3 separate regions of the Homo sapiens genome follow, and all the other regions are linked to region 1. The links are chromatin loops, found by intact Hi-C in ENCODE. Cell type or tissue: endothelial cell of umbilical vein. All regions are shown on one strand.

Region 1 (2,500 bases):
TCTTAATATTATTCTTGCGGATACTATACCATAAAACCTAGAGTAATTGGCGTAAGGCATTCCCTCCATGTCCTCTTTTCTCTGCATCTCATTCTCATCCTTGTTTGGCTTTTTAAAAGTGGCAGTGTTTGCCCTGACAAGTTGTAGAGAGCTCTTGCTCATCCTTCTGCCCCATATACGTGAGAGAAGACAGAATGGAAAAAAGCACCAAGCAATCCTAAAGGGAGGGACATGAGAGAATCTCTCAAATATAGACAGTCTACACAGAAGCAAGAACATTTATCTCCAAAACCCTTTACACTAGTACTGAGAACCAACTGTATCTTAGCCTTGACAGTAAGTGTTGAAGGGTTACAGGACCTGAACTTCCTCTTTAGATGGAAGAGTGCTATTGGTTTTAGGGTTGTTCCAAACTTGCCTAGTCCTAGGAAGTAATAGATTATTTACTTAAGATTCCCCTTGAATGTCTCACAGATGACTTGAAATTATGCCAGCTCCCGGGCAAACAGGAGTTTGAGATCAGCCTGGCCAACATGGCAAAACCCCATCTCTAATAAAATACAAAAATTAGCTGGGCATGGTGGCAGATGCCTGTAATCCCAGCTACTCCGGAGGCTGAAGCAGGAGAAAAAATCACTTGAACCCGGGAGGCAGAGGTTGCAGTGAGCCGGGATTGCACCACTACACTCCAGCCTGGGCAACAGAGCAAGACTCTGTCTCAAAAAAAAAAAAAAAAAAAAAAAGAGAAAAGGCAAGAAGAATTGGACCTGTTCTTTAGTCTACAACTATGATTTACTGCAGTCAAGAGCAATGAGGATGGGCAAAAAATAGAAGTTGAATTTTAATGCTATGGCAACAATTGATCCTACAGGAAATCCTGGTGCTGAGCTGATTCTTAAAGAGTTTTCCAAATTAAGGCAAGAGAGTTAGGACGTGTTAATTCCACAATGATCAGTCATTGGATATTGGCTGCCTTCCAGGATGGGACATAGTTTGTGCAGGATTGGGGGAAACAACTTTTTTCAGTGAAGGGAAATGCCTGTAGGTGGACTCAGCTGTGAGTCATCAGTAGGCAAGATTCTTAGCACCTGAGGAAAAGAATGCCTTGGTCTTCAGGGAGGATCTAAATAGTACTCTACAACATCCAGTGCAGAAAACATCTAAAAAATGTTTGAAATTTGCTGTTTTAAAAGTTCATGTTAATAGTTCTCATCTTATTGAAGTCACTTGGCAAGGTTTTCAAAAATAATTTGATGTTGTTCAAACATAGCACATTGTTTTAAGTCCACTGAGCTGTATCTAGCCAATTCTTTTCCAAGTTATATTGTATTCTTTTTAAAAAGAATAAAAAATAAATCATTGGTAATACAAAGTAAAAGGAGAAGATGTTAAATTTTAGATGTTCATTATAGTGACTCAGCAGCCATCTACCTACAAAGGTTACTACATGGTGTCTTCTGGTAGTCCCAAAGAGGACATTTTGCGTCAGTGAGGTTGTGACGTGCCCCCGGGAAGGTCTTCCAGGGTTCTATAGGGCACCATTTAGGACTAGTGAAGGGGAGCTGCGTTTCACTATGGGAATGTTGACAGTCACTCTGGCTTTAAATTCTTAGCTCCCTGGAATCTCCTTTTCCTACCCTGCCTGGCTCCACAGAGCAGAGAGCAAAGAAAAAGCTATATTCTTTTTGACGTAATGTTTTCACTTAGACTCACAAAACAAGAACAGCTCCTTCAGAAGAACTGGGAACAGAGCTCCCACTATTTCTTCTACACTACCCCCACTTCTACCCTCCCTTCTTTTCAAGGGGTAAAGAATGGATTACATGATTGGCAATATTAATGAAAGGGACTGAGCATAAATCACTGAGACCTTTGTGGACTGTCTTTTTTATGTGGTTGGTACACCTGGATCAGGACTATCTTCAAGAGGCAGGCCTTAACTACCACTGCTTTTGAAGCTCTCAGGAAGCTCCTTGGCAAACAGATTGTTCAACAGCTGCAACACCACTGATAAGCTTTTGCTCTGTGTTCCCACCTAAATCTCATCTTGAATTGTAACCCAGTGGGCGGTGATTGAATTATGGGGGCGTGTCTTTCCTGTGCTGTTCTCGTGATAGTGAATGAGTCTCACGAGATCTGATGGTTTAAATAAACGGGAGTTTGCCTGCATGAGCTCTCTCTTTTTGCTTGCTGCCATCCACGTGAGATGTGACTTGCTCCTCCGTGCCGTCTGCCATGATTGTGAGGCTTCCCCAGCCACAAGGAACTGTGAGTTTTCCATTAAACCTCTTTCCTTTGTAAATTGCCCAGTCCTGGGTATGCCTTTATCAGCAGCATGAAAACGGACTAATACGTCCACTTTCAGCTGGCTTGGTGATATCTTGCTTTGTAGACCCAACTCTCCATGAGGGCAGCTCAAGGGCTAGACTTGAAGGGAAGGCACGGGAAGACTGAATATGGCTGCAAGTCCATGTTGAAGTCCACAATCCAGCAATAAGTG
Region 2 (2,500 bases), 360 kb after region 1:
TTTGCTTCAGGAGTGTTTTCCTAAATGAAGTGATTAGTGATTTATTTTTCAGTATGGCCACTCTTTTCTACTCTGATTATCAAAGGCCATCAGTTAAATGCCATTTTTTTGTCATGAACAAAATTAAAATCTTAAATTCCTTACATTGCAAACAGTGTCCCAGCTAGAGCAGTCCACGAGACTAAAATAAAATTAAAATGCTACTGGAGACAAACACAAAATATTCTAAAAGAAAAGATGCAGCTTGTTCTTCTTGGATGTGATTACACTTTGCTTTGTACACTTTATATTTCAGAAGATGCATCAAAAAGCATTTCACCATTGCCTACAAATCTAAATATTTCAGAGAATTATAAAATCAGAGTAGTCCTTTAATCACTACTTTCAGGTTGAAAAGAAGCAATACTTAATTATGAGGTTATTCTATTTCCTATTCCAAATTATTATGGCTTATAAAGCAATCAATTGTTGTGAAGCATCCCTATCAGAAACCATCTATATTTCATAAGCTTAATTATAAATTTTATGGCCCCTCAAACATACTCAATTTGACTGCAATCTGCACAGAATTGGCCTGAAGTTTTACCTGGTACAATATTTTCTATTACAATCCCATTTAAAATGAGATGGACAGTGAGCTTTAATTGAATATAGAAGTCATTTTCTCACCCAAGCTAATGAACTCCTGTGTGTGATGAGAAATAAACTGGTAAAAACCTACTGTAGGAGATTGAATGTTATGTACTGCTGCTGTGATGAAGCCTCTTTAAATCTCCTTATTAAAAATCTTGTTTTCTATTTAAATCTCTATGAAATAGAAATTATATAAAAAGTGTACAAGCTTTTTAAAAAGCAGTTCAGTTTAGCTCACCGAATATGTATATCAGAGGCAAGTTTTAAATGCTATAGCCCATGAGCAAAAAGCTAAATTGCACTACTAATCAGTGTGTTCCTTTAAGCAAGTCATTAACTCAATCTGGGACTATATTCTCACCTGTAAGAGGCAGGTTGCAGGCTAGTACTGGTCTATTCTAGCTCTAAAGTTCTATGAATTAACTTAAAGTTTTTTTCTAATGTCTAGCCAGCAGCTGTTTTGTGAGGAAGCAGTTAGTTTATGAGTCATCTCTCTTAAGAATAACTTCTTTCTTTTTTGTTTGTTTGTTTTTATTGAGACGGAGTCTCACTCTGTAGCCCAGGCTGGAGTGCAGTGGCGCAATCTTGGCTCACTGCAAGCTCCACCTCCCGGGTTCACGCCAAGAATAACTTCTCTCTTAAGAAGGTTTAGGATGATTGCCCTCATTATACAGGGGCACATGGTCACAGAGAATCACTGTGATTCTAGAGGTGACAAGGTATTTTGAGATCATCCAGCCCAACATCCTCATTTTACAGTCAAACAGTGAAGGCCATAGTGATTGGATACCCTTCCTAACTCTTCTAGTATCTGGAGTCCCAAATCCTAGGCAACATTTTCCTTGAAAAGGAGATGGGTGGGTAACGGCTTTTGCCTCAATAAAGGAGAATAATTGCAAGATTTTCCTCTTTAAGTGGTGTCACCCCAATCTATTTGGTCATTTCCTGTTTGGATCAAGAAAAATATTCCATAATTATATTCACATATCTTTCAGAAATCAAGAAGGACATTAAGCTGTTACATTAAATTATTTCTAACAGCCTCCCCAGTGTGTCAAATACTTGTATTATGGGGAAAATCACTCTAACAGTAGAATGCAAGCAAAAACTTTAATCATGTGAAAAGGAGATCACAACTCTAGACTAGGGACCACATTCTTTAGGAGTTCTTAGAGAATGTTTTCAGTTTTCCCAGTGCTATCTCGAGAACCTAGCAATACATACCAAATCCCTTCTTCCGCTATCTTATCATTTAGTAGTGAGAGAAAAATGCAGTATCTCACATCTATCCTCCTTTGATTAGTATCCAAGAAAAAAAGTCTCTGGAGTCTTTTCTCCCTTCCACTAATTCCTGCTTTACTCTGGTAATGTGCTTCCTTTTTCCCTCAAATAATTGTTTTCTCCTCTCTCTTGAATATTTCAGCTGAGTTCTTTGACACCTCTAATCCTCAACCATTCTCTGAATATGACCTCCATTTATTTTCTCTAATAAAATCTGGATCTCTCCTATGCTCAATGCTTCCTCTAAATCCCATCACCCCAGCCTGAATAGAAGGATGGGAAGTGGGATCAGGATCTTAATTGATCCCTTTGCTGCTTCAAGATCATTATGCCTCCATCTTGATGAGAAAAAAAAAGTGTCATTAAGGACGAGAGCCATCAATGCAACTGCAGCAACCTCTGCCTGTCCTAGTGACTTCAGTGCAGATGTGATCCTCACGTGAAAATTGATGCAGAGTGTTCCATAGGAGAGGGTTGGGAACAAGAGAGAGAGAAAAAAAATGAGAATATGATAAAGGGAGAAACAGTAAAGGTAGGTTCCCAGGGGATGCAATTTTTGCCCATGCTGTTAGTTCTGCAGCTGCCT
Region 3 (2,500 bases), 1.3 Mb after region 1:
TCACTTTGATAAACTTTTTTCAAATCCATTATTTTAACACTTCTTTTAAATAGAGTATTACCTATAGCCCCAATAATGGCAAATATAAAAAAAAAGCATGACTAGCTACTGTGTTTGAAGCAGAGATTCGTGGGGGTCCAGGCTGAGAGTGAAACGCTGAACCAGGAGACTCCAGCCTTGCCCATTGAAACATTTCTTGGCTGACCCTTATGTGAGACCCTCTAGATACCCCCTAGGGTTCTCAGGCTTTGTTGAATGTAGCTTGAAAGCAATTGATTTATATCAGTTATTTTCAAAGTGTGCTACCCAGACCTGCAACATCTGCATCACCTGGTACTTTAGAAATGCACATTTTCAGCCCTAACCCACACCCACTGAGTCAGAAATCCTGGGACTAGAACCCAGAAATCTATGTTTTAACAAATCTTGATGCACACTGAAGTTTGGGTGTCACTGCTTTTATAACAGTCCATGTTTTTCAAAGTGCCCTTTCCTATACCCACTCCTTATATTTTTATAACACCCATGGTGTGCAGATGCTATCTCTTCTTTGTAGATGGGAGACCCTAAGAAGGTTATAATTAACATTCAGGTTTTCTCACTTTTGAATTGGGACACTTTTTATCATATCATTTAACCATGATGACCTGTCTCTTCTGTCATGGAAATTCTGTATTTCAAATGCTGGGATGTATTTTTAAATGATACTTGGCAATTATGTAAGGAGAGCAAGAAATGCTTCACTTGTGAAAATTCCAGAGTTGTTGATGGAATACATATACATGCCTGTAAAACTGTAATCTGCATGCAGAAGTTACATTTATCTTGTGGGGCTGCAGGAGCATCACATGAAATCCAGCTCTGGGTCTTCACTTAGGGACAGCAGTGTATTGCTGCACACATGTGAACTTAGCTACTCCCAACATTCCCCCTTCTATTGTTTCTTAAGCAATCACCTATCTAGAGAACTGGCTGCAGGATAAAATGCCTCTATTTTAAATGACTCATTCTTGAGGCATCCTGGACTATAAGAAACACTTTAGACTTCAGTCATTCCTTGCAAGACATGCAAGAAACTGAGTTTAAAGATAAGAGTATATTTTTTCCTCCCAAGAGACAAATGGCTTGATTATTTGTTCAGGTCTCTGGAGCTGCTGGAGCAGTGGCTACGGTGTAAAGGGCATCGTGGGCAGTGAGAAGGAGATTTAGCACCCAAGGAAATGAAAAAAAATATTAGCACTGTTGTTATCTGTACTTACAAAGGAAGACCTGCATGGCAGATAACAGCATTCGAAGTTCTCTTTTCTATTTATCTTGCTTTACATCTTCTGAACAAAACCAACGTGTAGACAACTGAAGCTTGTTCTAATAACAAAATTGTTGCCTGAAATGAAATTCTTGACATACCAATCATTCTCTATAGCCAAATCATTTTTTTCATACAAAACATGTTTGAAGAACACTTTAATGAATGTTTTGCACTTAGTCATCTACTTTATTTTCTTTGCTAAGAGGTCCTTCAATAACCATAAAAGAACAAATTTTGCTGGGAGGCATAAAGTATTTCCTGGAATGTTATGAGCATAAGGTCTTCCTAAGATGTTAACGGAAACAAAAACCGATGATAACTAGAACAAAAATGACTTTGTGTAAGAGTGTTCTAAGAGAATTGCCTAATAGACTTTAGAAAGGCCAAATACTAATTAGACTCTTAACTGATGAGATAGACCATGACAAGTTTAAGGCCATAGTCTTTGAGTTTGTGGAGAGTGCCTGGAGACACATTTTAGGGAAGGAGGCAGTGACTCTGGGCTTAGCCCAGATAAACCAGTGTCTGCATGTATATTATAATTTCCCTTGAGTGAGGCACACCTCCCCGCCTTGTCCTGAACCTCACTATATCTGAACCTTTTATGCCACTGATAGAAGTCAAATTTTGCATGAGCTATCCTTGAGTAGAATAAAATTTTTTAACACTATGGTTAATATCAGCTTCTTTTCTGAGAGCAGGTGTTGGAAACCAAATGGAGTATGAAACAGGGAGTTTATATCTCCACTTAGTTAGACTGCCTTCTGAAATACCTGTAGAAAGAATTTAAAAAGCAAGCATCTATCAATACAGTCACTTGTAAAATAACGTCCAGTGAACTTTACACAAAATTGGTTAGAAACAGAGGCAATGAACTTGCTCTTCTGTCTCACCTCATGCCCTGCCAAGGGCAAAGGCTGTGGTTTGAATACAAAGAACAGTTAAATCAAGGGCTTATTTACTAGATATTTTATTTTACTTCACTTACAATGTAGGTTCTACGAAGCTGGATAGATTGACTCTATTTAATCATATTTGCCAGGAGTTTTTGCAGTTACTGTTTTCTCCATCTCGTTTTTTAATTAACTTTATTTCTTTTTAAAATATATTTTCATATTTCAATCACTACTCTTCTTTATAATTATATCCTTATTGTGATTAAATGGGCTTATTTTATTGCTGATTTTATGT

What was found. A loop is a pair of places that touch in the nucleus more often than their neighbours do. Peaks named below come from ENCODE experiments on the same cell type or tissue, not always from the same donor. Only the 100,000 strongest peaks of a DNase experiment are listed, where the experiment ranks them.
Region 2: a loop joins it to region 1, with 4 times the contacts of the local background. A loop is called at or near these places in 1 of 110 quality-filtered maps.
Region 3: a loop joins it to region 1, with 12 times the contacts of the local background. A loop is called at or near these places in 1 of 110 quality-filtered maps.

Annotation. Positions count from the first base shown.
Region 1 is chr6:78,597,654-78,600,153 of GRCh38, reverse strand. No RefSeq gene overlaps it. Among named protein-coding and RNA genes, the nearest start is that of MIR10524, 60 kb to the right of the region's middle. In endothelial cell of umbilical vein, no CTCF peak of the experiment used is centred here; DNase peaks (open chromatin) are centred at 973 and 1,863; H3K27ac peaks cover 2,338 bases.
Region 2 is chr6:78,234,176-78,236,675 of GRCh38, reverse strand. The region is part of intron 1 of LOC105377865 (a long non-coding RNA gene); the gene reads left to right. Among named protein-coding and RNA genes, the nearest start is that of MIR10524, 300 kb to the left of the region's middle. In endothelial cell of umbilical vein, no CTCF peak of the experiment used is centred here; a DNase peak (open chromatin) is centred at 1,205; H3K27ac peaks cover 1,316 bases.
Region 3 is chr6:77,291,945-77,294,444 of GRCh38, reverse strand. All of the region lies in intron 1 of LOC101928570 (a long non-coding RNA gene), which reads left to right. Among named protein-coding and RNA genes, the nearest start is that of HTR1B, 170 kb to the left of the region's middle. In endothelial cell of umbilical vein, no CTCF peak of the experiment used is centred here; a DNase peak (open chromatin) is centred at 1,234; H3K27ac peaks cover 2,500 bases.